5 separate regions of the Mus musculus genome follow, and all the other regions are linked to region 1. A link is a loop called in an ENCODE intact Hi-C map of the cell type or tissue named here. Cell type or tissue: heart. All regions are shown on one strand. Links, peaks and the distances in the headings refer to the core of each region. The heading gives the core; the rest is flanking DNA. Region 1 has its middle 54 kb from the start of 4930402D18Rik. Region 2 has its middle 28 kb from the start of A1bg. Region 3 overlaps A1bg (alpha-1-B glycoprotein). Region 4 has its middle 60 kb from the start of Gm38563. Region 5 has its middle 56 kb from the start of Gm23835.

Region 1 (6,041 bases), core at 690-5,689:
TTTCCTTCAGTCCTTCTGCTAACTCTCCCTGTAAAATATCCCTATAAAATCTGCTGAAAACTATTTTTAGGTTTTATTTGGACAAGACTGAACTAGTTTGAGTTTTTGGGCAGCTCCTATCGAACAAGCCTAAACATCTGTAAAGATAAAAATCTTCAATTCATTAAAAGCAACCATTAGTACAATTCTTTCCAAAGGTAATCCATGTTCTGTGTTGTTAGTGTGTGGGTGTGATGTTTCTGACTTCTCCATCTCTCACAAGCCTGTTTTCTGTTCCATCTGTTTTGTTTTGGAAAGATGCCTTTTTTTTTTTTTTTTGTAATGTTCTAGATGACCAAAACATATTCTTGGGTTTTGCCTATAGCTTTGATTTCTCCGTGTGGTGTTGTGCGAGTTCACTGTTTAATCTCTTCAGTTCACTGTTTCATCTCTTCAGTCTACCACCTCAGTCCAATGCTTGGCTATGAGTATCTGCATCTGGCTCAGTCAGCTGCTGGCAAAACATCTCAGAGGACAGCCATGCTAGGATCCTGTCCTCAAGCACAAGACAGTATCAATAATAGTGTCAGGGATTGGGTGCCCACACATTGGATGAATCCCAAGTTGGACCAGTCACTGCTTAGCCATTCTTTCAGTCTCTGCTCCATTTTTGTCCCTGTATTTTTTTTTTTTTTTTGAGATGGGAGACATGGAAAAATCTGGTGCAGAAGAACATATCTGTAAAATAATTTTACATCCAGACTGGAAGACAGGTTTCATATTTGAGCCACTTCCAATTTTCTAATGATAATATCACAAAAGCGGGGCTGAGATACTGGCATCTACCAGGCAGCACCCCAACCTCAATTTCTACCTCATTTTCCTTTATGACTCCCCAATGCACTCTAAAGATCCCCAGAGTAAGGCAGGTTTGGAGCAAGTGGCACAATTGTGTAACAAAGGGAACATACTTAATGAAAGGTCTAAAAGACGTATATCATTTAACAAAGCAATTAAATACATTATCCGGGGCCTTGCCACCTGGGCCCTGAGGACTGTACCCGTAAGCCTAATAAGATCATTAGGATCATGCACCCACAGTCAGCTCCAGATGTGAGCTAATAAAGAAAGATTAATGAAAAAATACAACAGTTTAAACATAGAGAAAGGCATTGGTGATGACAGATTAACATATCCTGAATAATAAACTATGCAATTGGCAAATTCAGAAAAGAAGAAACAACGTGCGGAGGAATCACACTGATCCTCAAGCATTAGATGGTTAACTTCTTTCCCTGTAAGTAGGGAAACAAGGAAACCCTGACCAAACAGAACAAAACCGTATAAAACTGGATCCTAGCTTCCAACTTCATTGCTTTATCAAATGAATGCTAAATGAGTTTTATTTATCAATGATGATAAGTGAAAATATTCTCACTGACAAACAGCAAAATATACAACCTGCCTTTTCCTAATACCATGTCTTTTCCCCTAGACAAACCATGTTGCCTCCTTGCCCAGATTTCTATCTCAGTTTAAATAATAGGAGAGGGTTAAAAAGGAAAAAAAAGGCTTAGAAAGAAAGGGACATGTTTATTTCTGAAACTTGATGCTAACCCCCTACTACTCTCTAATCAGGTAAAAGTGTGTAAGCCAACATAGAAATTAATAGAAAAGCAAAGCAAAATGGAAACTGCCAAAGGAGATAAAATGCCTATTTGGGTCTAAAATTATATTGAATAATACAGGAGCCACAATATGGCTATTGCTATGATATCTGAACATTCTCTTGAAATCTTACAAAATCCTACGAGTCATCTCCTGAGCAAGCTAAGTTTTGAGGCTTGAAATCCCATAGTCTGGTTTCATTACAAAGGATAGAAAGAGGTTCCTACTCAGACCCTATGGATGGAAAGCAGGCAGTGGCCCACCTCCTTCCAGATGTCACACAAGAACCCAGTTCTCTTCACTGTCAACAGCAGAAGCATCCCCTATCTACATCACCCAGGGTTCACCCCAAGATGACGACAGTGACTATCTGAACCCAATGTGTCTTTGTTTCTGCCTAGTATGAGGAAAGACCTCCTCTTCTCCTAAACATGGGCTATATATCCTTCCCTTCAAGCAAAATGGGTCAACTTGTACAAAGTTTTAGTTGAGTTGCTCCTGTATATCATGCACAAGCATGCTAAAAGCAATAAAAAACAATCTTTTCTATAAATTGAGCAGGTAAAAGATGTATGTGGGAACAGACAATTGGGCCTTATATGAGGAGAAAGGGAGAAAGCTGGAGACTGGGTAGGCAAACAATAGGTCATTACATTTGTTATTAGTTGAATGGCTGATGGTTGCTGGGCCAGCACTGAATCAGCTAAATAACTGATAAAACAATTGACTAATTTCTGCAAGAGAGGAAAACCACTTCCTATCACCAGGCCATTCTAAAATTTCCTTGAAATATAGTAAGTTTATATACCCAAAATGTACATGACAACCTCTATGCCCAGCAACAACAATAATACAAAATAAATAAATAAATAAATAAATAATCAAGTCACCTAAAATAGAAAGCAGAAGACTTAGAACAATTGAATCAACATTTGAAGTCCAGGAAATCAGAAATACCCAACACATTCAATGTCATTCATAGAAAAACCAGTTGCCTTAAATGAGTCAACTAAGCTATGAATACACAATAAAAATATCTGTATAATGATAAATATTGATGTGCCATTTAGTCCAACTTGGCATTATTGGTATTTGTTCATTGGAAAACAACACTGAGAACCTGCCAGAAGTACAGAAAGCAATTATAACTTCTCAAATGACTAGTCATAAACAAAGCACCTGTGCCTGATAAGGCTTCTCTAATTTCTTCTGGCTGCCACTGATAATGGTCTGTAAATAATGCTGCCTCAGTATCTGGTGTCTAAAATATTTAACACTGGGACAAAGGGAAGCTGACTAGGTACTGGCCTCCCTTAAGTTCAGATCTTGATTCCAAAAATATTTACTTCCCATCTAAGCTCAATCCATGGCTGTAGAGATAAACATCCTATCTACACAAAGAGATTTTTGTTCCATGGGAGGAAAGGTGGGGCGTGGCTACCTGAGACAGCAGGGCTGTCCAGAAATCAACTCTAGTTTGTTATACTGAAGGAAACAAGCCAGGAAATTCACATTTCGGAATATCCCCCCTCCCCCCGCCCCAGTTCCTGTCTCTGATATTCTCAGCTGGGCCACTAAACCCATTAGGACCAAGTCCAGCTTTGAGCATAGTGCAGAAAAACAAGCAAGCAACACAATGAAACCTTTCCCTCCCTCCTTCCCTCAGTAGATGCTCAGCCAATCTTCGATGAATGAAAGATCCTATAAAATATAAAATATAATTTTCATTTACATTCATTTCAATTGGTATATATTAGTAAGGGTAAAGAGTGATGAGGGTGATGTGGTGACAATAGATTATATTCTTATCTAAAAGCATCATAATGGGGCAAAGGAGAGGGTTCAGTTGGGAGAGTGCTTACCTGGCATGCCTAAAACCCTGTATCCAATTCCCAAAATAGTAAAGTGAGCACAGTGGGTGCTTGCATCTCATCTTAACGTTTGAAAGGTAGAGGCTGGAGGATTAGAATTTCAAGGACATCTTTGGGCCATAATATACTACCTATAAATACCCTACCTCAAAGAAAAATATCCTCATAAAAACCAATACTGTGTATAAAAAAAAAGAAAATAATTAATTGTATTAAAATGCCTAAATAAGGTTACAGGCTAGCCAGAATAATTTCCTTATAAAATTCCCTCTGTTTCCCTCTTAGCCAGTCTTATCTCTTTCATCTGAGAATTTATAGACTCTTGATCTTCCTGTCAGGAATTCAGCTGCAAGTTTAGTTTTGTAAACATCTCTGTCAGTGCCTTCCTACTCAAAATTCTTCTTTGTAATCCCATCGCCTGCAAAAGACATTCTCAACCAGTTACTGGCAAGCTTTCCCTGTGAAGAGTGAAAGGGTGACCGCTCTTGGCTATGAGGAACACATGATCTGGTCTCTGCTGTAGCTACTCCACCCAGCCCTCTGTCAGTCTGCAGCAGCTGCGGGCAATGTGAAAACAAACACGTGTACTATTTTCAAACAAACCTGCTTATGAACATTCAAAACCTGGATGTTTTGTTCACATTATTCTACATTTGTTCTATAACCAACCATGTGAAGACAGAAAACTCATCTTTTCCATAATTAAACAACAGGTGACAAGTTGTTTAAAAATATTTTTTGAATCCTTTGAGAATTCTGTTTGATAGTATTAACCCCATTGTCCAACTCTTCCCTGATCCAACCCCACCAACCCCTTCCCTACCCACCTGAACTATGTGACTTTATCCCTTTATTTTTATTAGACCTATCAAGACCAATTTTTGGACGTGTGGTCTTCCACCAGAGTGAGGCCAACTTACTAGGGACTACACACTTATACAAAGTCAATTCTCCTCTAAGAAGCTATCAAAGTCCAGAGCTCCTTGGCTAAGTAAGAGACTTAGACCTTACCTTTATTCTTCATAATAACAACACTTCCTAGATGTCTGTGAAGAAATCTGTATGCACTATGCCCTTTAAGTCTAAGACGATCAAATAGACATTTTGAGGATAATTTTACACATAAGAATTTAATCTTCAGAGTGATAATATATTCAGCGATAGCCTAGCCAGGACATTGATTTTGAAGAGTTGAAACCCCAAAAGCTATGCACAGCCTTTTAAATGCAAAGTTTACCACAAAGGCCACAGTTTTATTCCTATGTCTTCCATGATGATGATTTCATTTGGATTAGCAGCATTTGAGTACATCTCTCCCTCTCCTTTGCAGTCTGGAATTCTCAAAGGCACAATCTCTATTCTATTCATATCTGTATCCTCAAAGGTATTTGCATAGAAAAGGTACCATTAATGTACCATTGCTGAGAGAATGAGCACTATAGGCTGTAGCAATGAATTGTTATTAACTTTTGGATTGGATTTTCTGTAATCACTATCCTTGATGAAAGAGAATGAACTTAATATCTATCTATCTATCTATCTATCTATCTATCTATCCATCTGCCTGTCTGTCTGTTTATTCCTTTCTTTTGTATTCTCAGAAAATGAACCCAGAAATAAGCAGAAATAAAACTTGGTTCTCATCGGTATTATGTGGTGAAATTTTCTTTGTGCTCAGGTAAAAGCTGTATAGCTATAAACATGCGATGCATTTGATCTGTTGTTTTGAATGTTGGTTTCCTGCAGTGTGGATGGTGTGTGAGGAATTATATTTGTTATAAGTGGTGTCAGCACATGAGCTCTGCAGCTGAGATGCTGCAGCACCAGTTGTATGGTGCCTTTGATATCAATAACCATGGGCACTGTGGGCGGATAAGAACAGAGCTTATTCCCAGCCCCAGCTTCTGATAGGGTCAGCCTCTTTCTCTATTTGATATTTGAGACATTTGAATGGAACTCTTGTCTGGTTGTGACATTTGGCAATAGTACCAGACAGCATGATCAGCAATTGCCATCCTTTTCGCGATTCAACATGGCAAATCTAAAGTTTGACTGATTCTCTCACCTTCTAAGGTTAAGTTTGACAAGTCTGTTCCTCCCATAGCTGTGATACCTTTTAGGTTATAAACTAAATGGCTTAATGCCTCAGGGAGCAGCCTGCTAATGGCACAGAGCCTGGGGTTTGGAGACAAGATGCACCATTCACTCTGAGATCCTTTCTGTGTTCCAGAGAACACCTGCTTAACACTCTGGCCCATTGTTCACAAGGCAGAGAAAAATAATGCCTTTGTCATAAATTTTTTAAGTAAAGAATCATTAATAACATCTTTAATGGAATGTCTGGTGGAAAACCAGTACTCAGTCACCGAATTGCTTCCTCCTCTCCACGGGACACTGCTGCTTTTCTGAACAAGTAGATTCATTCCTAAGCTAGGTTTGTGAGTACCTTGTTTTGTTGGTTTTATTATATCATATGTTTCTTGCCTCCAAGATGATTACATCAGCTAGGGTTTGTTTTAAAGG
Region 2 (6,041 bases), core at 425-5,424, 110 kb after region 1:
GGGTTCTAGGCAGAACATCCTGAAGGAGGTCACATAACATCAAATGGCCCTCCTATGTGTACCCTCAGACTTCATATATCCCTTCATCCCTGGCCCCAAGGCACGGAACAGTTTTAATCATGCTCCTGTTTCAGGATGTCTCAGCTCAGCAGGCATCCATCTAGTCTTTATAGCTGTAACAGAAAATGCTGAGTAGGTAATTTTAAAATGATTAACTATTTAAGTGATTAATTTAAAGTTCTGCTTCCTGTTTGTATTTGCAACAGGGCTTTGGGTTGAATACTTCTTCTACGTCTCAATGAAGCACAAGGAATTACCTTGAACACTTTTTCTCTGTCATACTGGGGGACAACCATGTGCTAACTGGTTGGGGACTTACTCTGGACCCTAGGGTCCTGAGTAGGCACTGTGCAAAATGCTTCAAGGATACCATGAAAAGAGTGATGCTGCAAAGTAAACACTGATCAGAAATCATACCCAACCATCATATACATAGCTCCCTGTCAGGAAGTAGTCACAAGCTCCTACACACTGCAATTAGCCTTGTGATTTCCTTTCTGACTTAAAATAGAGAGAGTTGGAGATTTAGAAGGGCTGTTGAGTATATTCACTCCAAATTTTTGGTGTATAGAATTAGAAATGGTCTGTTACAAATAAATGAGAATTGTCTTATACCTTTAGACCCTTCATTCAGTCCCATGTTTGCACTGCTTTCTGTAACCATGGACAGTTTTGAGTAGCCTTTCCACAACTCTCCATACTCTGATATTTGGCCCTTCACACATGTTGCTCAAAATACCGGGAACTCTCTGCTTCTTGCCTGATTTCATTTGACGATGACTTCTCATTTTTCTAACATGGGCTTGATTACACACGACATCCCCTAGGAATCCTTCACTGGACACCCTTACAGTCCCATCATCCAACCCACTAGCCTGTGTCTCTTCTTCACAGGCTTGCTTCTGTTTTGTCCATCCTAGAAATCAACTGGCTTTCTTTCAATTGTCCATCTTCTACAGCCAGACATAATGTCTATGAAAATAAAGATCCATTGTTCTTAACCACTGCACCTCCAATGCTAAGCACACGCTACTTGCTCAAGAAATATATTTATTTTCAAAATAACAGACTTCTTAACAAACTCATTATGAAATGCGATCAACTACGGATCATGCATTTGTATATTTAAGAGGACCCACATGCACTAGGATGCTGGAGAAATGGCAGTAACAGACAAAAATATTGCATCATGGTCATTTTATTACACACTCCTTGAGACTTCAGACAGCATCCCTTAAATCAAACAGCTAGTCTCTCTATAGATACTTTGTGCCTTTTTATCCTTGTAAATCCATTTCAAGTATTTCCAAGTATGTTATATTAATTAATTTATTTACTTTTCATTCCACCACACCTCTCTTCCCCTATCCACTCCTCTTCTTCCATTTCCCCTCAAAAATGGGGATCCCTCCCATGGATATCAACCAGCCCCGGCATATCAAGTTGCAGTAAGACTAGGTGCACCCTCTCTCATTGAAGCTAGATGAGGTAGCCCAATAGGAGGAAAGAGTCCCAAAGACAGGCAACAGAGTTAGAGATAGCACCTGCTCCTGCTCTTAGGAGACCCACTTGATGACTAGAACTACACAAGTGTAACACATATGCAGAGTGCTTAGGTCAGTCTCTTGCAAGCTTCTTGGTTCATGGGTCAAACTCTGTGAGCCTCTATGTACCCAGGTTCGTTGATTCTGTAGGTTTTCTCATGGTGTCCTTGACCTCTTTGGCTCCTACAATCCTTCCTACTCCTCTCCCACAGGACTCTCCAAACTCTACCTAATGTCTGGCTTTTCGTCCCTGCATCTTTTCCTATCAATTGCTGGGTGAAAACTCTCTGACTACAGTTATGATAGATTCCTATCTACAAGTATAGCAGAATATCATTAACAGTGTCAGGGAAGGACTCTATCTCATGACATAAATCTCAAGCTGGACCAGTCATTGGTTGGCCACTCTCCCAATTTATGCTCCATTGTTTTTACCCCTGAACATCCTTTAGTCAGGGCAAATTGTGGGTCATAGATTTTGTGACTGGATCGGTGTCCTAGTCCTGCCATTGATAGTCTTGCCTAGTTATGGGAGAGGGCCAATTCAGGCTCCATATCTTCCATTGCTAGGAGTCTTAACTAGGGTCACCCTCATAGATTCCTGAGAATTTCCATACATTGCTCTTACTTTCTAGTTTGTCCCAGAGATGCCCCATCCCCATTCCAATTGTCTGTTTCAGTTTTTTTTTTTTTTAACTCAACACATAGTGCATTTCATCATGACACTTTCTTGGACACATTGTTCTTATCTGCCCCTCTCTCTACCACTGCGCTTTCCCACCTTCCTGTCCTTCTCTTACTGGTTTTCTTCCTCCTCCCCAATACTCTCCTTCTCCTTTTCTGCCTCAGGTATCACATGGTATTCTCTTTCCCCTCTTCCCACTTAAGATTTCTTCAAGAAATATCTTTGAAGAAGTGAATCAATTAATGATTATTCATGAATAAGTGAAATCTCATCCATTTCTATTACTTCAAGAAAAATTACTCAGGTGCTCTAATGTTTTTATTACCTTCACAGAGAAGAATCTAGTCTAGTTATCTGTCCTAGGGTTTAATCTAGAATACTTATCTAATTCTAAACCAGTTAGAACATTCTCATACCCAAATACTAAGTCAATTTCTTTCTAATGTGAAAACATTCCTTTCATAGTAGAAGATATTTCTGACTATCCACTATCCACTCCTACACACTTAAGCCTGTAAGTTTACAACACACACACACACACACACACACACACACACACACACACACACACATACACACACACACACACACACACACACACACACACACACACACACACACACTTGATCTTCTACCTTTGTATACAGGGGAATGCCAAAGCCAAGAAGTAGGAGTGGGTGGGTAAGGGAGCAGGGCGGGGACCGGGGGAATAGGGAACTTTTGGGATAGCATTTGAAATGTAAATAAAGAAAATATTTAATAAAAAAAGAAAAGAAAAAGAAAAAGGAAAAGAAAAGGGAAAAGAAAAAGAAAAGGAAAACAGAGGTTTGTCCACACCTGCCACCGGAGAGCCTCCATGGGTTCCAACCGTGATTTTGTTTTGTTTTCATGCTTTTTCCGATGCCTGCCTGTTCACCAGTGTTCTTCCTGCTGCATAAGCTTAAAATAGAGCTCAACCTCTGACCAGCTAAGCTGCCTCCAAATAGCCTCAGAAACCTCAGCTTGACCTAGAAAGTTTTGTGTGACATCACTGGCCCTTAAATAAACAAAACACTTTTCCTGTCATCAACACTGTCTGAAATGCTACCATGCTTTGGATTTTTGTTTTCATTTATGTGACAAGTGCTTTAATAGATATTTCCCAATGGGTGGTATTCAAGAATCAAGTTCATTTTTTTTTCCTTCTCCTCACACCCTAGTTCCTCTGAGAGGTACTCACAAGAGCTACATGTCGTAGCCTCTTTCCACAAGGTGCTTGCTCTTCTTCCTTTTCCCACTATTGCCTCTGAGCACTGAGGTCGGGGAGGGCAGAGCTGGGACCCTTTCACTTAGGCCTGGATCCTTGCAAACTATTCCAGCTGCATGCTTTTCTGCCAGGAATCACCCTCCTCCTACCTTGTTGACACTGCTTAAAATCTGTTCTCTCTAAGAGAGAGTGAGCTTCCTAGAGTATGTCTTGGGATTGTTTTGCTCAACATCTGTTTCATGGACCTCAGCCTATTACCCAGGTGCTTTATTCATAGGCATATAATGAATATTTGTCAACTGCAGGAGAGAAAAAAATCTAGTTTGACTGAGTTATACAATCAGTGCCAAACTGTTACACCCTCAGCCTGAGCACATGCCAAGGACACGGGGGGGGGGGGGGGGGTGTGCAGATTTGTCCCTAAATTTGGACACTAACATAAACAAATATGCTTATGTTATGGTACATGAATATATTATACAATTCAAAAACTTTACATTTAAACCATGACAAATTCCGAATAAAAAAAATATAGCCAAAGTTATATTAGCCAAAAATTAAACCTGTGTTTTCTGAAGCTTTAAGTTAGACCTTTACCCATGCGTTTTAAAATATACTTCCCATGTACTATCTGTGCTGTGGTTACCAATTCCCAACTGAACAAATTCCAATAAAAAGCTGAATATTTAAAGTCCAAAGATAAACCCACAACCGTGGCTTAACAAACAAATGAAAAAAGGAGAAATTCTAGCTGGACTTATCTTGACTAAAATTAGCAGTGCTGTAGTGTTGCATCGGAGCTGCCCAGAGAAACTTCTAGTGTCTCTCTCAGCTGACAGTTTCCTTGTCAGCATCAATGAGTTTAACACTATTCAACTGTCAGATGGACATTTCAAAAGTACATTTCTTTGTAGTATTTTAAGTAATCAAAATCATTTTCCCCCCAGAAATAATATTGTAAATGGGCAAAAGTTCTCCTGGCTGGTTCAGGAAAGCCAGCTTATTCTCTAGTGTACTAGAAATACATTTGCAATTACAAAAGTAGGGAAAAAAATCATTCCAAGTTCATTTAAATGCCAAACATATAAAACATAGCAAGATATAACAAAAAGTCACTCTTTTTTTTTTCAGGCCCAATGCTTGCTACACAAATTGAAAATGAAGAAAATTAGCAATGTGCCATAGTATGGACTGCAAAAAAGAAAGGTGAGGCATGGAACTATTCTCTGACATTCCTCCACCTCTTCTCCTTAAGAAGGAGAAGCTAAGCATGAAGTGTAGCTGGATACAAGGGCAAACAGAAGACTTGTTCTCACAGTCCCTGTGCATCTAGATAAGATTACATTTTCAGTCAATGTGGTACATACAGAAATAAGAAACAATGCATGAAACATACAGATCATATCCCTTATGGCACAAGCTCACTTTCTTAAATTGACTAGGATGTGCAACTACCAAGGAAGAGTCACCCCAAGCCATGTATTTGAAGGCACAACCTTATGGAATAATGAAATGCAAGCTGGAAATATCTGGTTGGGCCAGGCTGACTTCTCAGTTCCAAGCCATCTATAGCTATTAGATTACAGAGGAACAAGCTTTGCCTGGGTATGAATTACTTTTATTGTGGATCTCTCCGTGATAGTAGCCAAAGACAATTTAGGTGTGAAATCCTGTGGACACTGTGAAGTAAACACCTCATAGCTTCCAGAATGGTGCAAATTCAAAACAAAACCCACTCAAAATTCAAGATTTTCCTTTTCATTGAAAACACTGCCTTAAAAAAAAAAAAAGAACATTTGCCAGAAAATGCCTACCAGATGTCTTCTCTGTACCATTTTTGACAGTTAAAGTATGTGTGTTTGTGTGTGTGTATGTGTGTGTGTATGTATACTCTCCCTTCATCTTTCATTTCTTCCTTCCTTCTCCCACACCCCTCTGTCCCCAACTCCTTCCTCTTTCTTTCTGTCTTACTTCCTTTGTTTGAACCCCAAGGTGTACTAGAAACTGAACTGACAGTAGACATAAAGTTCAATAAACTAAAGCATTTGTCCTCCTGGAAGTCAGAGATTCAGAAAAGACAAGAAGAAAAACAACGCTAGCCCTGCAGCGTAAGAAGTGTTATAATGTAGTTATTTCTAAAACTCTGGGGATGTACAGAAATAGAAATGTCTTTTGAACATTATCAGAAATCTTGCCTCAAACACTGAACAAAGGCAGCTTGGGGAGTCATAGCTAAAGGGTACAGAATATTTTTTTTCTTTCTGAGTTGATGGAAACGTTCTGAAATTTATTATAGTGATTTCTCAACTCTGTAAATATATCAAAAACTACTGGATTGGGTACTTTCAAGGAGTAAATGGTATGCTATGTAAATTATATCTCAATGATGCTATTAAAAAACACTAAAATTCAGATCCATTGTGAAGAAATTCTAGCAACCCTGACTTTTCTAGAATGACTGGAATGGGTCACATACAAGTGCACGTTTGTTGTATTCAAATAGATC
Region 3 (6,041 bases), core at 720-5,719, 92 kb after region 1:
GAAGTACTTTTCTGAAGGGACTCTTCACAGCTTCAAAACTTTGGGTACCCTTTGAAATACCCCATGGGACAGGCCAAGGCCAGAGAGATCCCACAACCCTTGTGACTTTGGATGTTAAATACCTAGATGAGATGCCGAAGTTCCCACACCAGCACTTATGACACAAGGCAGGAGAGGGAGCTGTGTCACTCAGAGTGATGGCATAAAAGAAGTACCTAGAGCAGATCCAACATAGGAACTGCTCTGGCCGGAGATGCCACAACTTCATTACCATCCTCCCTTACAGGGCCACCACCCAAGCCAAGGCTGGAAGCTCTGTGGAAAAGCACAGTACATCTGGGTCAGGAAGCCATCTTTCGATGCCACGGCCATGTGCCTAGGGTCAGCATGGAGCTGGTACGTGAGGGCTTTAAAACACCCTTCGCGGTGGCCTCCACAAGAAGCACCTCAGCTTACCTGAAGCTGCTCTTCGTCGGTCCCCAACATGCAGGCAACTACAGCTGCCGCTATACGGCCCTGCCGCCCTTCACATTTGAATCAGGGATCAGCGACCCTGTGGAGGTTATAGTAGAAGGTTAGGCTCTCCTGAGCTGTGTTTGAGGTTTTGGGTTCTTAATATTTCCAGAGCTGTACACTGGCTAATTGCTTCACCAAGGTCAGTGTGGAAAGGCCCTGTGGCAACTTGCTGAGTCAATGAAGCCATTTCTTTGTCTAGGCCGCTAATGTGGCTGCAGACACAAAAAAAGTGTTCTTGGGAAGGGTTCAAGACAGGTATAATACCCATTCTTCTCAATGTAAGATAACTTCATTTTCTCTGGACTTAATAAAGGTCAAGTAAAAATTTGTTTAAAGCATGCCTTTCATTTGTGCATCTAAGGCAGCTGCAGATCCAGAAGGATGTTATTCCAAGCCTGGGATATGGTGTCTGTAAAGAGGAGAGGCTTGGGTTTAGATCCTAAGGATATAAAGGTAAAAGCCAATCTCTGTTTGGCTGTCTCATAGCTCCCAAGCATTTCTTCCTCTTCCAGCATGTGTATACATGCAGCTTGAAGCTCTAATTAAGTCTATCTTAGCTTGGAAGGGTCTGTGCCTACCCTAGCAGTAAGTTAGAAAATACTACACTAAGGGTTCTGGCTGTGTTTTTATATCTTACAAATATAATCTGATGGATGGCATCAGAGTGTGTCTAAATCAATTCATTGTCTGAAGTAACTCAACTGGAAAAAATCAAAACAGCAAAACATCTTCAGAGCTGAGCCAGTATTTTGTTCCCTTCAGGCCTCAGTGGAACCTGAGACTGAGGTCTGAAGAGTTGATCCCTGAGGCAGAACTAGGACCCTCAACTCAAAACCACCCTGCCTCTTTGCTGTGTACCCCACCAAAACCCCAATGCTCATGGTCCCCAAATAAACTATGTCTCCCTGTGACCACTGATCCTTCAGTGCCTTTGTTCAGAGGGGGCTCTTTTTTTTTTCACCTCTTACTTGGATGTTAAAATACTGACTCAGGCTTTAAATATGAAGAATCATTTCATTCATTAATTTTTTTATAACCAACAAATTCTAATTGGAAGTTGAGAAAAATTGAGAGGTCAATTTTGTTAGTGGTGATCTCAAAGACAGACAATACATGGTCCCTGTTCTTAAAGAAGATACAGCCTAGGACAGGGCAAATACGTAATGAGAAAGCTCTTACCCCACAAGTGTCACAACCTCAGCTGATACCTAGAGTCTACAATAAAATAAATAAATAAGAAGGATGCAATACACAAGTGGCATGTATCTATAATCCCACTGTTCCTACAGTGAGATGGAGGAGAGAAAGGAGAACAGACCACCACCTGACTTGGAGGACAGAGTGACCAGAAGGAAGACACATCCTGCCTCAACATGGTAGGATGAGAAGAGAAACGGAAAAAAATCCCCTCTGATTTGCATAGACACAACCTTGCACTCACACACACTCATATATACACATCTAAATAGAGTTTAGTTAAGTGCAGTGGGCTGCAGAGTAAGATATACTCATAGCCTAAGACACAGAGCAAGAATGGTAATAAGCTCTCAGGGCCTGTGCACTGACCTCCATTTTAAACACCCAAAAAACATAATAGGTCACATGATGCTCTTCAGAGTTGTTGACTCCTGATGTAGCTTGAGATGGGAAGGAGAAAACAGAAATTCTAAGTGATAGCAACCATTTTGACCTCAGAGCTTTGAACTGTGCTTCTGCCAGAAACAGTTTCCTAAAAGGTTTCTTCACCTCTCTGGGGAGCCAGGGAATCCCTGGAACAGGTCAAAGTCTGGGAGATTCATAGCCCTTGTGATGCTGGGGAGTTGCACACCTAGAGGAGACACAGACATTATTAGATGGATGCCCAAGGAGCAAGGCAACAGAGAGAGTTGCCTGATTCCTAGTGTGCAGTGCAAAAGGAGTAAGCTCACCATAGGGCCTTATAGGAAATGCCCCAAACTGAGTACTATCCCTCACACTGTACTAGGGCCACCCCCACCACCAAGCTCCAGGCTCTATGAATGGATAAAGTGCCTGCTGGTCATGATGATGGTGTGTGCTGTCAGAGTGACATACCTGGGGTCACCACAGAGCTGCTGCATGATGGCAAATTTGTGCCCTACAGGACACTCCGAGTACTGAGCACCTACAGCCTGGTGCTCTATTTTGTGGATCCCCAACATATGTGCAACTACACCTGCCTTTATATCTCCTGGTGGCCCAAGCCCTTCCACTCAGAGCTCAGCATCCACGTGGAGCTCCTAGTGGAGGTAATGGCGTCCAGAGCAGTGCTTGGATTTTGCCTCTTGATCTTTACTGGGCTATGCACTTGGCTAGTTGTGTAATCACGCCTCCATCTTGAACACCTTGAAAACTTCATAATAGGTCTTAAGCATTGTTGATTCCTGGCATAGCTGTAGATGTGAAGGAGAAAACAGAAATTCTAGAAGACAGCAACCATTTCACCTAATATTATTATTCCAAATTTAGAGATGAGTAAACACTAAACACATCTCTCAAAATGCGGAGTTAACAAACAGCAGAGCTGTTTTTGATCCCAACACATACCAGCCCAAGGCACCTCTCCTAAACTCATTAACTCATCCTGTCTTTCATTTGCCCTGTGAACCCAGACACAGGGGATCCCAAGGATGACATTTTGTTTGTGTCTTGAGGAAGGATCTCACACCATATCCCCAGCTAGCTTTGAATGCCTTACCTGCCTAATCCTCCTGCCTCAGCATCCAAATCACTGAGATTATAGTCATGTGCCACTCTGCCCAGTGCTACTGTGAAGACATAAAAACCAGGACAAAAAAAACAAAAAACAAACAAACCAAAAAAACAAAACAAAACAAAAACAAAACAGAACAGGACAGCTTTGGGCTATTCTTCACAGGGCCAAACTCTAAGCATAGAAAGATTTACAGAAGAAGTAGGGCTTGGTGTGAGGCTGTGACACACACTGATGGGACAGCCTTACTATAAAGCAGGTGTGCCATTGTGTCCACAGAGAGCATGGGTGTGGTATGTGATGAGCACCCTAGATTTGAAAGTGGGACAAACTTGTGGGTCTTCACTTTTCTTCTCTACAATGAGGACAAGCTTATCTACCTTACGGAGCTGTGATAAGGGTGAAACTAACATGTGGGAGAGAACATATCCTGTTTCCTGGGACACCACATGAGCTAAATTATCATGAGCTTCTTCTATGTCTTGCAAAGATTTACCACCGTGCTAAGGAGGTGGGCCTGGTGACATTCATTTCCTCTGCCACAGAGTGAGCAGGAGTCTGAGACCCTTCCCCATATGGTTGGAGAGGTCCTGACAATGACCCTACCAAGGAGTGGCTTGGGACAGACCACGGTGCACTGATCCAAGCTTGCTAGAGGCAAAATTGGAAGAATAGTGGTCATCTTAAGGAGCCAGAAAGGGACAGAGGTACCACCCATCCCCTGAAAGAAAGAACAGTTAATAATACTTAGCATAGTCCCAGTGCTTGCTCAAGCTAAGTAATGCTGTTCCAAATCCTGGAAAACAATGGACTGGGTGTGTCAGAGAAGTGCTCTATTTCTGAACTAGGGCTGAAGAGAAGCTGCTCCACCATGGTGTTTGATGAAGAGCAAAGCTTCATTACTTCTTCCTGGAGCCAAGTCACCCTGGGCTAGAAGAGGCCAGTAAGCTCTGGTAAGGTTTTAACCCTTAATCAAGTCTGTCTTTGCGTATAAGTACAGTTACCCAAGGTCATAACAACTCAAGAAGTTCCACTCTGTCACTTTCATTTTAACAAGTGCCCCAAGAGACAGGATCAGAAAGTCACTGGGTTTCCTAAGCTAGTGTGATGGTTGGAATCGTTCTTAGCTCTTTCTCTGGAACTTAGGATCCAGCCCTGTGCCAAGACATGGTGTGTGCAGTCAGCTACTCAACTTCACTGCCCTTTCTCTCAGCGCATTTTGTGAAGTAACATCCAGGATTGGTAATAAAACATACAATTTCATGACCTCCATAGCAGGTCATACATACCAAAATATGTATTTTCCATTGTTCACCCTGACGGGTTTAGAAAGATGGTGAGATGCAATCCCATCAGTGAAATTGTTGGCAAGATTCCATCCTCTAGGCATGTCATGACTGCTGCTGGCTTGAAGTCAGAGTTAGTGTGATCAGAGGCAAGACCTTATCAAAAGACCACTTCATCAGCCCTAGTAATATTCTGTTGTACCGCAGAACACAGACATCTCTCTCACCAGGGACTCCAGCCACTATTCTCCTATTCCAACTGCATGAACAGTGCTAAAGAGACAATTAAAGGTTGATGGATCTGGGACTCAAAAGAAATCACAGCTCTTTGAGTTGTCACTCATATCAATTGGGAGCTTTTCAATGACACAGTCCTTACTGAGTCACTGATGTGCCCAGAACAGTTCACGAATGCTCATTCCTATACACACTCCCCATGCTCAGTCCCCACACACTCATTGGTTCAGGAGCTATGCTTGGAGGGAGACATGTCTGATGGCAGCTGGTGTCCAATATAAAGGAAATGGGCATGTCTATGTATCTTCCAGGAGAATTCATGAAACCTTTGTTCAAGTACAGATGAGATCTACGGGTTCTTTATAGTTAACTCAAGCAAATCCCATGCAGAATCTAAGGGTAGTTTTCTAAAGAGCTGGCAGTTTCAAACTGAGAGTGCCACATGCCATTGCAAAGGGCTAGTGACAAAACACACAAACATAGACATACATATAAGAGACAGGAGGGCCCGAGGAATGAATGTGGATTAAGGAAGTGAGAGACCACATTTTGCCGTTCAGGGAAGTGACAGGGCTGGCAACTTCTTCCAGGCTCTCTTCTCTCATGTTGAGATATTTCAATTTGTATATTTGTAAACCTTGACTTGCAACCCAGAGAGATATGGTACATTATCAGGCCTCATTCTGGGCAGGTCAGAAGGAAGATCTGGTACCTAGGCTTAGCCTCATTCTGAATGTTCCTATGATGAAGTCAGAACCTGACTCTAGAATGTTCCACTTGGCAAAACAATCTCAAAAGTTCTGGCCCTTGCTATGAGGTGGGCATGATGTGACATGGGGGTGGGGGTAAACTCCTCTCTGTAATACAAAAAACAAACAAACAAACAAACAAACAAACAAACAAACAAACAAACAAAAAAAACACTCTGACATATTGTACTGGCTAGTTTTGTGTCAACTTGACACAGCTGGAGTTATCACAGAGAAAGGAGCTTCAGTTGAGGAAATGCCTCCATGAGATCCAACTGTAAGGCATTTTCTCAATTAGTGATCAAGGAGGAAGGGCCCCTTGTGGGTGGGACCATCTCTGGGCTGGTATCCTGGGTTCTATAAGAGAGCAGGCTGAGCAAGCCAGGGTAAGCAAGCCAGTAAGTAACATCCCTTCATGGCCTCTGCATCAGCTCCTGCTTCCTGACCTGCTTGAGTTCCAGTCCTGACTTCCTTGGTGATAAACAGCAGTATAGAATTGTAAGTTGAATAAACCCTTTCCTC
Region 4 (6,041 bases), core at 499-5,498, 89 kb before region 1:
AAAGGCAAAATGAAGGAGGCATTATGTGTGAATTAGCAAGCAATTGGGAGCCAACCAGATGTCCACCAGTAGGGAGTTCATAGAATAAACACTGCATGCATGGGCTCCAGGCTTGAAGCCCCTTTAATAGCAAAGACAAATATCACTTACTGTGATTGATTTAAAGTGATCATCACCAACCATTTCCTTTGAGAATCATCAAATGTTGATATACACACAGATTTGAGTTTTGCATAATATCATTAACATTAACCATGGTGTGCTTTGTCTGCATCACCTCCAACCAATGAGAGTGAGTTCAGACCTGGATTCTTATTGAGAAGAGAACCATGAGTGACTCTAATCTAAGGATCTCAGACTTGTTTTCACTGGGAAGGGTTCTTCATATCTTAAAAGCCAGCACTTGTGAATGACAGAAACTGTTGCTGATGTTGCATGCTTGCTGATGCTGACTCTACAGCTTTCTGTAGTTGCTGTTAACAGCAGGAGGTCAAGGCAGGGCAGATGAGGGCTCAGAGCAGCACTTATTCATGCTCTGATATCTGCTTCATTGTTTCCTCACAGTGACCCACGATCTACACAGCCTCTGGAAAACTCACATTTCCTGTGTCATCAGAGTTAAAGAAACCTACAGGAAGAGTTGCTTTTAATAGGATGGAACAAATGTGAAATTTGATACTTGTAAGGTATTGATTGGCTTTTCCTTCTCTGACTTCTGTATCTTTTTAATGAAAACATGGAAATTCGAGTATAACCAGAATTTGTGAAATTTCCTAGTAATAATTCAAAATTTTATTAATATTTTAAAATAACCTTATATTACAAGTTATTTAATTCTCATTGAAATGTCACAAAATTAAAACCAAAAAATTTTGAAAGTGTATTGACATTTTTACAAGAGACTGCTATCATCTGTGAAAGGAACATAGGTCATGTTGCATAAAAAGGTTCTCTTTACCTTGTCTAATCTTGGTGTGTACTTTGTATTTGATTTGCAATTACATATTCTTTTTTCCAGTAAAAATGATTACAGGTCCCATGATGGTCCTGTGACTTGACATATGTCCTAGTTTCATTTCTGTTGCTTTGATGAGACCCTAGGAAAGAAAGGAACTTAGGAAAGAAAGGGTTTATTTTTAGGTCACAATTCCAGGTTATAATTTACAACAGCAGGAGAGTCAACAGGGCAGAAACCTTCTCTAGTTTTTTCATAGTTTGTGGACCAAACCTAGGGAATGAGGCCACTCAAACTGGGATGAACCTTCTCACATCAGTTAATTTAATCAAGATGATCTCCCCCAAAAGATGTGCCTATAGGCCAACTTGATCTAGGCAATCCTTCACAGAGACTCTCTTCCCAGATGATTCTAGATTGCATCAAGTTGACAGTTAAAAGTGATCATCTTCTCTCTCTCTCTCTCTCTCTCTCTCTCTCTCTCTCTCTCCCTCCCTCCCTCCCTCCCTCCCTCTCCCTCCCCCTCCCCCTCCCTCCCTCTCCCTCCCCCTCCCTCCCTCTCCCTCTCCTCCCCCTCCCTCTCCCTCTCCTTCTCCCTCTCCCTCTCCCTCTCTCCCTCTTCCCTTTCCCTCTCTCCCTCCTCCCTTTCCCTCTCTCCCTCCTCCCTTTCCCTCTCTCCCTCCTCCCTTTCCCTCTCTCCCTCCTCCCTTTCCCTCTCTCCCTCCTCCCTCCTCCCTCTCTCCCTCCTCCCTCCTCCCTCTCCCCTCACCCCTCTCCCCTCTCAACTCTCTCCTCTCCCTCTCTTTCTCTCTGTGTGTTGGTTGTGGGATGTTTGCTTTTCTATCTCATTATCAAACACAGCCAAGTGTTTTGGTATGGATTATGAATTGGATGTCAGATATATCGTGTATGAATGGAAGTCACCAAAGTTGAAAATAGAGTAAAAAATAATAATAACCCCTACACTACAAACTGCATCAATTAGAATGCGTATACTTACTATTAGCAAGACACTAATCTAACATCTATAAGTAGTAAATATTCAGAGCCATTTCGACCACAGAAACTCTCTGCAGTATCCTTTATTCTCATGAAATTGAAAATGTCATGCTGAATTAAAGGTAGTAGGAATAAAGAAGTCAGAATCTTAAGCTAAATACTGTCTGTAGGTACCACCTACCTAGTGATGGAAATTTAAAAAGAGAACCAAAAGTATCAAGTTACTTCCACATAGTGGAACTGGGTAAGTGACATTTTAGAATATATATAGGCAAGTGCATCAATATTTTTTCTTATCTGTTCAGGCTATCATAAAACAGAAGGCTTATAATCATGGAGACATATCTGAGATAGTTTTAGAGGCTGGAAGGTCAAATACAAAGTTTCTCTCTGGTTCAGTGATAAGAGACTACTTCCTGACACCACCCAGTAATAGTACTTTGTTAACATGCCTGAAAAGGGGGACAAGGTGTGTGTGTGTGTGTGTGTGTGTGTGTGTGTGATACCTTATGTGTAAGGACACCGATAGCTTACAGGAGGGCTCCAACTACTACAAGTCTCCCATCTGGTATTAGGTTTCAATGTGCTCATTTGGGGATAGAGGATAAAATTTACAATGTTTGATATCTAATTAAAAAAAAATTACCAGACTTTCAAAATGCAGCAAATTGAAAACCATAAAAAATATATATAAATGCCAATTAATCAAAACTGACCCTGAGCTGATGAAGTTTGTTTCCATTGACTTGAATTACTCTTACTTGAGCTGTGGCTCATAACTGTGCCTTCATGTTCTCTCATTTTACCTATTAGAGATGTCTTCTTTTGAATTCACAAACAACAATTTCTTGTGAAACCTACCAAAAATTTTCCAGATAGATGAAGTAGCAGAAGAGTTTTTTCAGGACACTTCTTTTTGCCATTTTGTCTGGAAGTCTTCATTCATGTCTATGCTCTATAAATAATTCATTCTTTGAAACTCTTGAAGGACAAAAATTTATCATGAACCTTTAGGAAACTAAAGCCTCCCATCTCTCTGGTATGGTCAAAGATAACCAACAAGAGGAAGCTGTGAGAAATGTGTGTTAAGAAAAACCACTAGATGGAGCAATGTTTTCATATTTAGTAAGCATTGCAAGACAGGGAGGGAATCCTGTGGGCACACAGCAGGATACATGGGCTCTCCTCCTTGTCTTTCCCCCTGCCTCCCTTACTGAAGATCTTGTGAAAAGCACTGTGTTGAAGACAACTTTGCTTTCCTTCACATGAAACACAGCCTTTGTAGCTTTTTAATGTTTATTTTTTTCCCACATTAACTCTATGATAGTGTCTGAGTATTTTCGAAAGCAGACTTTATGATGAATTCTGGTGCTTGCTTTCATCTTTCTTTTTTTTAATTAATTTATTTATTGAGTTTATCCTCCAGTATTAGCCCACCTCTGCTCCCCATCCATACTCCCCCCTCCACAGCTCTTCCTTCCGTTCCCCCTCCACTTCTTCTTTGAGAAAGGAGACCCCCAACACTGGGTATTAACCCCCCCCACACACACACACACACATCAGTCATTGTAAGACTAGGTGTATTCTCTCTCACTGAAGCCAGACAAAGTTAGGATAATGGAATCCACAGATAATAAATTCAGGGACTCCACGGGAAGAACAACAGAGTCCACTAACTTGGGCCCTTGGGAGTTCAAAAGAAGGAACCAACCAAAAAGTGAGTATGGACTGAACCTAACTCCCTCCCCTGCCCATATGTAGCAGATGTGCAGCTTGATCTTCATGTGGGTTCCCAACAACTAGAGCAGGGGCTATCTCTGAAACTGTTGTCTATGTGCCTGTGGATCATATTCCCCTAACATGGCCAACTTGTCTGGCTTCAGTAGCAGAGAATGTGCTTAGTACTGCAAAGACTTTATGTGCTGGGAAGGGGGAAAAGGAGAGGTGTGGTGTGTGAGGGCACGAGGAGGGAGGGATGATGGGGTACTGGGAGGAGAGCGGGTCAGACATTGGGATATAAAGTGAATAAATAAATTCACTTTATAAAAGACAAAAAAGAAAGAAAAAGAAAAGAAAGGGCTCCTCCAGAAAGCATGACCTAAAGGTATACTTGAAAAATAGTAGCCATCAGCCAAATATGAGGAAGAAATTAATGAAACTTTAATACAGGTTATGACCATTCATATAAAACAAATCTGGTGCTTAGCACACTCCAGTTTCAGATATTTTTTAACCACATCCACAATAAGAAATATATATTTTGTGGTATTTACAAATGTATCATATACACACATAACTGAAGCAAGACTTACCTGATAGACCTGAGCAGGGTGTACCCCTTAAGAACAGTACTTGCGAAGCAGAGGCAAGAAGACCCTGAGTTCTCTCTTTGATTTTAAAAGTATTGGTTGCACCTCGTACCAGAGAAAAAATATAGAGAGTAAAAATTATAGAAACAAAAATAGATTATAGTAAAATACCATGAACAACTGAAGACAAATTTCTTTTTTAAAAAAATATTTTTATTAGGTATTTTCCTCATTTACATTTCCAATATTATTCCAAAAGTCCCCCATACCCTCCCCCCACTCCTCTAGCCACCCACTCCCACTTTTTGGACCTGGCATTCCCCTATACTGGGACATTTAAAGTTTGCAAGTCCAATGGCCTCTCTTTCCAATGATGGCCAACTAGGCCATCTTTTGATACATATGCAGCTAGACACAAGAGCTCCGGGGTACTGGTTAGTTCATAATGTTGTTCCACCTATAGGGTTGCAGATCCCTTTAGCTCCTTGGCTACTTTCTCTAGCTCCTTCATTGGGGGCCCTGTGATCCATCCAATAGCTGACTGTGAGCATCCACTTCTATGATTGCTAGGCCCCGGCGTAGTCTCACAAGAGAGAGCTATATCAGGGTCCTTTCAGCAAAATCTTGCTAGTGTATGCAATGGTATCAGCGTTTAGAAGCTGATTATGAGATGGATCCCTGGATATGGCAGTCTTTAGATGGTCCATCCTTTCGTCTCAATTCCAAACTTTGTCTCTGTAACTCCTTCCATGGGTGTTTTATTCCCAATTCTAAGAAGGGGCAAAGTGTCCACACTTTGGTCTTTGTTCTTCTTGAGTTTCATACGTTTCGCAAATTGTATCTTATATCTTCGGTATCCTAAGTTTCTGGGCTAATATCCACTTATCAGTGAGTACATATTGTGTGAGTTCCTTTGTGATTGGGTTACCTCACTCAGGATGATGCCCTCTAGGTCCATCCATTTGCCTAGGAATTTCATAAATTCATTCTTTTTAATAGCTGAGTAGTACTCCATTGTGTAAATATACCACATTTTCTGTATCCATTCCTCTGTTGAGGGGCATCTGGGTTCTTTCCAGCTTTTGGCTATTATAAATAAGGCTGCTATGAACATAGTGGAGCATGTGTCCTTCTTACCAGTTGGAACATCTTCTGGATATATGCCCAGAAGAGGTATTGCGAGATCCTCTGGTAGTACTCTGTCCAATTTTCTGAGAAACTGACAGACTGATTTCCAGAGTGGTTGTACAAACTTGCAATCTCACCAACAATGGAGGAGTGTTCCTCTTTCTCCACATCCTCGCCAGCATCTGCTGTCACCTGAATTTTTGATCTTAGCCATTCTGACTGGTGAAGACAAATTTCTAAAGCTAACTCAAGAAGAAATAGATAATCCAAATAGACATATAAACAACTAAATCAGTAGTTTTAACAAAAAAGACAAATTAACACCAGTAAAATAAAAAAATAATAATAAAAAAGCTATCCACAAATCAAACTTCATTCCTAAGTGCCTTGGTAAATCCTGCCAAATCTTTATACAAAATTTAAAATTAATACATTGCAGATGCTTGGTAAAAATATAGTAATAGTGAACACTTCAAAGCTTACTCTAAGAAGTTATTTCCTCAATATCAAGATCAAAGGTAGTCATCATAAGGAAACTGCAGAGCAATTATATGTTGTAAGCATACATATGAAAATCTCCAACCAAACAGTTACACATATGGCAACATCTAAGAAATTTATATAGGATGACCAAAGGACATGTATACAAG
Region 5 (6,041 bases), core at 639-5,638, 250 kb after region 1:
CTTGAAATAGGATGTAAAGGTTACAAAATATAAGCTCTCTTTTAGAAGTTTTTAGGGGTCCATGTAAGGCAAATTTGCAACCAAGAATCAGTTGGGTTATAAGTGATAGACAGATAGGCTTGAGATAAACACAGGGAGAGAAGAGGGAGATTTTAGACTTGTCAGAATGCTTATGAGTAAACATCAGCCTTAGTGTACGACAGCTAAGAAGCACAAGATTAAATCATTTACCTTCCCTACTTACTTTGTGTTCCCCATCCTCCAATAGTCCTGCTTGGTTCTCACCCACAGTTTGCTTGCCTCCAAGGTCAAAGTAACTTAGGTGATGTTCTGTGTCTTCTCCAGGGCACAGTAAAAGAAGTGATTTGGTTGTTTTTCTTGATATTATCAGCAGTTTGGATTCTTAGTCCTATCTATGTCTTCCAGGTAATTCTGCTTCCTTATCTATAAATGGACAAACATTCACCTTCCTGAGGACTTAGTGGGGATTTAGTGAGACAGGGTGAGTGTGCAGTAGACAGGCGATGAAAAGAAGATTCTTTGCCAGTTCCTGAGCTGTTTAGGACCCCCATTCTTCTTGTCTCATATTTCACTCAATTTGTAAAACATGTCACAATTACATGTATAAGCAGGGTCTTAGTCTTGGCTGTGTTGCTAACTAGGGTCTTCAATTGGTAACATTCCCTTTGAAAGGAGACTGATATTTTGGGAGAAATGCTGAGAATCTGCCATGGAAGCAATAATCCAAAAGAAATGTCAGTCATATTCTGACAAGTGGAATAATAATGGAAAGGAGTATGCACATTTTCAAAATTATCCCTTCTGCAGCCCACATGTTAGCTTTGTTCTCATTCTTTCTCAATATGCCCACTCATGGACCATCATTACTGAAAGGGGGAATGGATCAGAGTTATTTTTAGACACAATAGAGTGGAGGCCACAGAATACTCACCACCACTAACTCCTTCAAACACCATTCTGCTGTTTCCTTTCTTCTCTCACATTCCTCTCTTTCTTTAAGCCTTGCCTAGGAATCGCACCAGTTTTTAAAAAATATTTCTCCTCCCTCATTTTTTGTAGTTGAAGTAGTCAAGTGTTCCTTAAAGGTGTTTTTCCCTTGATCCTGGTCACATAGTTAGACTCCATTTCCCAGACTCACTTGCAGTCAGCTGGAGCTAGACAACTAATCTAAAAATGGGATGGAACAAGAGGAGATTTATCCTGATGACCGAGACTTAGCATCCTGGGTCAAGTCCTCTCTCTTCCACCCTCTGCTGGCTAGATTCTAAAGTTCAGTGACTATTGATTGTGTTCCTCTGTCCCAGTACCTCTGAGCAACACAACTTATCCCAATTCTAACTGACACTTCCACCTTTTGTCATTTGGAACTTTCTGTGGGAGATGGTAGGGTTGGTCTCTGACATGGCTGAGGGACACATTTTAGCTGAGTAAAGAAAACTTTGTGTGAATGAAATTATTCGTTTTATTTCAGTCTCTACCATTTCCTTGTGTATCTACTACAGCAGTGGGCCTCTCACAGCCTAACTCAGACAGGCATCTCCACCCTACCTCGAGGTCTTTGTTTGTTTGTTTGTTTGTTTTTTATTATTTCTGACCTTGAGTTCCTTTTATTCTACATCTTACTAACAAACAGTGAACACCACAGACTTCAGTGTGTTGTTTCTATACTTGCAAGTTCAAAATCCACAAGATGCTTAGAGGAGAATCTGTAGGTGACAAAAACCATACAACAAACAAACAAACAAACCCAACAAAACCTGGCCCATTTAAAAGAAGGAGTAGGATAAATGATTTCTTTTCTGTGGTACAAATGCATTTATTTTCTTCATTTGGAAAATAATCACAAACCACCGACTACCTGCTCTGCAGTTCTGTAGAGAACAGTGATAGGTCACCAAGTGTCAAGAATGCCCTCCCTCAACAGCTCTTAGCACAGCCCAACACAGACAGACAATGAACTAATTACTGAAGTTACAGGAATTAGTAGATGCCAAATAAGGGAGTGGGCCTCCGTTTAAATGGGCTGTGTTTTACCTCCCATGTTGCTAATGGAAAGTAAAAACATCTAACTGAGAAATCAAGGAAGTCTTGCATTTTAAAAATCAAGAAGGAACCAGAAAAGAGGACAACGGAAGGGAATGCATACATGGGAGTTTTAAGTAAGAAGACAACATGGCTTGTCGTTCCCACAGACTCTATTTGGGGTCAGCCCTCTGTAGAGATGAGATGCCTGTAGTATCTATGTGGTAGTGGTTGAAACTGGACCAGAAACTGGAGAATGTAGGTTAAAACTTGTTAAAGAACAGGCATGTGATACCACCACTTTTCATCTGCTTGCTAACATACTACGAAACTACTTATAAACCACCATATCAACAAAAATTCCTGTACAAGAAAACCATAGTACCAGGGGTGAAGAGACATCAGTCTGATGAACAAGATTCTCTACACTTGCTCTGAAATGTCATCTCTGTGGGCTCTTAGAGTCAGCCCCCCCCTTTTAGTTCTCCAGTCAAGTTTTACTGTCTTCAAATATTTAAAAATATTATAGAAAATTTATGTGTTCATTTATGTAAACACAAACATCTATATATTCATCTATCTACCTATATACTTACTTATTTATGCATTAGTACAACTGTTGAAGCCCTACACGTGGATACATCTACATCTGTGTCTATAGCTCTGGTTGTACATGTCAAAGAAGCACTTTGTTACAAAGATCTGGCCAGCTCTTACATTGCATAGCCATAATCTGAAATCATTTCTATATCCTTCTCCTCCCTCGGAAGGAAAAGCTGCAGTTTCCCAGGACAGGTATACTTGCCAGCATTCTCTTCCTCCAGTTGAGTCGGCCTCTTTATGGGCCTACCTCTGTGGCCTCTGCTCTTTTGTGATGGACAGTGAGATGACTGACCCCAGAATGTCAACTTTCCTCCATGAAACTGGCTGGCAGCTGAAGTCCTTGCAGCAGATATTGGGTTTGGGAATTGTGAAGTGATGCTGTCTTGTTCCTGGCAGCAGAAACAAGTCTCTGCAGTGAACTGTGCGATGATGCTCTGTAGGTTGCAGGCCTCACAGCATCCATTTGAGGCACAGTACTAGACTGGATGGGATTGGTTACATTAAATCACGTGGCACTGCAGGAAATTGGCAGAGCTGGCTTGGCAGCTGTCATCAAAGATGTGCTGACAGAAGGAGGTTGGGCTGGCCTAAGTGTGGTAGGCTGAGCTGAGGTGGGAGGTAGGCCTCACAGGGTAAGCTGCAGTGGGCTTGCGAGAAGCTAGACGAAGAAGCTTTCTAAAAATAGATGTCACTTGAGACTGGTCCAGGGTTGGGAAAGGGAGAGGTATTAACCTGCCCTTCCCTGGTTGGCCGCCAGGGGCGTGGGGGACAGCTCAGACTGAGAAAAGGATGGACACTCCTTGTGAGCTCTGCTCTCTGCTCTCTCAGGCTTAGCTCAGCTTTTGTCAGGGCCCTGACCCTCATGTGGCATATTCAGCACTACTGTAGCGATTGGGCCTGACCGGGGATCTTTGCTGCCGCGGGAAGTTCGCTGACCCCTTAAGGAGGAGATACTAGTTTTCTTCTCTCTTCTTTTCCAGCGGGTGAAAGACCTGCAGAGACTCCAGCATGTACAGGCCAAGAAAGATTCAAGGCTTTTTGAAGGCTGCCGTGAGAGTCAGCTTTTCTATACACAAGTTTGTTGAGACCCTTTCATAAAAGAAAAGCCAGAATCCGCAGAAGAATGCAGTGGAAATACTAAAATAACATTTTTCTATACCAGGGGAGAATTATCAGTACTTTAAGAATTTAAGAATACAATTTAGAATACAGGAATTTTTTTTTTAGCATAGGATTGCGATGGTGATGTTTTCATAGATCTTCGTGTGAATTATCAGTTTGTTGTATTCACTACTAAGAGCATTTTATCTATGCACCTTCATAACAGGAGTCGCTTTTGCTTCTTTTTACCAACAACGCCCCCCCCCCCATTTAAATCCTGATGGCTTTGGCTTAAGTGACTGCATCTGATCTTCCTCCAATGATTAGCTGAAGCTATTCCATGATCTTATCATATAGACGAAGAGCCTGGAGTCTAGAGACTCGGATTAATATACATGTCTTCTTTTGTAAGTGGTTAAGCCAAGGCCTGAACTGCTATCTAACAAATACTTTGTAGGACTTTGATCTGCTTTCTTTAAGGTCAAGCTTTCCATCTTCCCAATCTCCACCCCTTACCAGAGCTTTGTGTCAGCTCTTATCCCATGTTTGCTGGTTTAAATCGAAATAGTCATTGAGATCATAGGTTTTTGTATCAAAGGGACTGTGGATTCACATCCTGCTTCCTCGTCTTGCGGGAAGGTCATTTACCCTATCAAACCATCGGGGTTCTCATGTGAAATGGACTGTCCTCATTGGCGGTAGAAGACCGTACGAGTCCGTGGGACGTAGAGTTACAGAAATATGGCAGGGATTATTACTGCTCTGATGATGCTTCTTTTCGGTTATTTGTACTTTTATCATAAAAATATGTAAAGGTATTCGAAGCTGGGAGTGAAACTCTTTAATAGGATTAGGAGGATTAGGAGGTGTGGCTTTGATGGAGAAGTGTTGGGGTGGGCTTAGAGGTTTCAAGGCTGAGTTCATCTTTCTCTTTCAGCCTACGCAGGAGGAGACAGCTCTTAGATACTTCTCTAGCACCAGGCCTGCCTACCATAAGGCTCCCTGCCACGATAATAGACTAAGCCTTGAAAATGTAAGCAGATCCCCAATTAAACAATTTGCTAGATAAGAGTTTCCTTGGACATGGCATCTCTTCACAGCCATACGACACTGACTAGGGCGATTTCATTCTGTGAATCACTTAAAAGGGGATTTCAAGGATTGTAGGTGTCCATCTGTAAATTATACACTACATGCCTCTGAAAGAAACTGGAAAAAAAATCACAAGATGGTTCTTAGCCTTTCCCTTTACCTAAGAATTAGTTTTATCATGCAGAATAATGCAGCTCTAAAGAGACCCTGGATCTGAGTATGTCATTCTATACGACAGAGGAGAATTAAGACTAGAGATATAATTCTGATTCATAAGCAGCAGAACTTAAAATAAGGCAATGATCCTGGATTATCCAGGTTGGCCTAATACAATCTTATAAAGTTGATCATTAATGGGAAAAGAGGCTAACAGGTTGGTAGAACAATAGAATTGGAAGTATAAGGACTTGGTCCAGTATCATGGGCTTTGAGCATAAGAGAAGGAGCCACAAGCCAAAGAATGGAGGTATACACACACACACACATACTTACTATACATATATTATATTATATTATATTATATTTACATATTTGTAATATATATAACATACTCACACATTCTATATATACATATTATATATAGTATATTCATATTATATAATGTATGTATATACATATACATATACATATACATATACATATACATATACATATACATATACATATTCTACTTTAACCCTAGAAACATCAAAACAAGAACAGTCTCAATACCCTTTAATTAGTCCAATGATAATCATTTCAGACTCTGGGACCTGTTAAAATTCATCAGACTGTTCTCTTGCTCCTGCTCACACCTTCTTGTTCCCTCTCCCTCCCTGTCCCCTTACCCCCTCTCTCCACACTCTCATGGCCAACCTGTACTTTCCCTTCCCTTCCCTTCCCTTCCCTTCCCTTCCCTTCCCTTCCCTTCCCTTCCCTTCCCTTCCCTTCCCTTCCCTTCCCTTCCCTTCCCTTCCCTTCCCTTCCCTTCCCTTCCCTTCCCTTCTCCTCCCCTCCCCTCCCCTCCCCTCTCCCTCCCCTCCCCCTCCCCTCCCCTCCCCCTCCCCTCCCCTTCCCCTCTCTCCTACCCTCTTAATTCCCCTCCCCATGCCCTGAATAAAATCTGTTCTATACAAAAAAAAAAAAAAAAAAAAAAAAAAAAAAAAAAAAGAAAAGAAAGAAAGAAAGAAAGAAAATTCAGTTTCTAGATGAGATGATACCAT

The links. Hi-C counts contacts between places; a loop is a spot of excess contacts. Peaks named below come from ENCODE experiments on the same cell type or tissue, not always from the same donor. Only the 100,000 strongest peaks of a DNase experiment are listed, where the experiment ranks them.
Region 2: it touches region 1 in a loop (12-fold over the local background); 2 of 42 quality-filtered maps call a loop at or near these places.
Region 3: a loop joins it to region 1, with 4 times the contacts of the local background. A loop is called at or near these places in 5 of 42 quality-filtered maps.
Region 4: it touches region 1 in a loop (6-fold over the local background); 4 of 42 quality-filtered maps call a loop at or near these places.
Region 5: a loop joins it to region 1, with 2.7 times the contacts of the local background. A loop is called at or near these places in 3 of 42 quality-filtered maps.

What each region holds. Positions count from the first base shown.
Region 1 is chr15:61,004,688-61,010,728 of GRCm38, reverse strand. No RefSeq gene overlaps it. Among named protein-coding and RNA genes, the nearest start is that of 4930402D18Rik, 54 kb to the right of the region's middle. In heart, for the core only: no CTCF peak of the experiment used is centred there; DNase peaks (open chromatin) are centred at 3,068 and 3,998.
Region 2 is chr15:60,890,423-60,896,463 of GRCm38, reverse strand. No RefSeq gene overlaps it. Among named protein-coding and RNA genes, the nearest start is that of A1bg, 28 kb to the left of the region's middle. In heart, for the core only: no CTCF peak of the experiment used is centred there; no DNase peak of the experiment used is centred there; H3K27ac peaks cover 370 bases.
Region 3 is chr15:60,912,397-60,918,437 of GRCm38, reverse strand. It overlaps A1bg (alpha-1-B glycoprotein), which reads left to right. Exons shown (of 7, transcript NM_001081067.1): 7 at 287-849. The coding sequence ends at 579. Among named protein-coding and RNA genes, the nearest start is that of A1bg, 5.9 kb to the left of the region's middle. In heart, for the core only: no CTCF peak of the experiment used is centred there; no DNase peak of the experiment used is centred there.
Region 4 is chr15:61,093,641-61,099,681 of GRCm38, reverse strand. No RefSeq gene overlaps it. Among named protein-coding and RNA genes, the nearest start is that of Gm38563, 60 kb to the left of the region's middle. In heart, for the core only: a CTCF peak has its summit at 3,042 (motif pointing right); no DNase peak of the experiment used is centred there.
Region 5 is chr15:60,757,464-60,763,504 of GRCm38, reverse strand. No RefSeq gene overlaps it. Among named protein-coding and RNA genes, the nearest start is that of Gm23835, 56 kb to the right of the region's middle. In heart, for the core only: CTCF peaks have their summits at 1,284 (motif pointing left) and 3,398; no DNase peak of the experiment used is centred there; H3K27ac peaks cover 286 bases.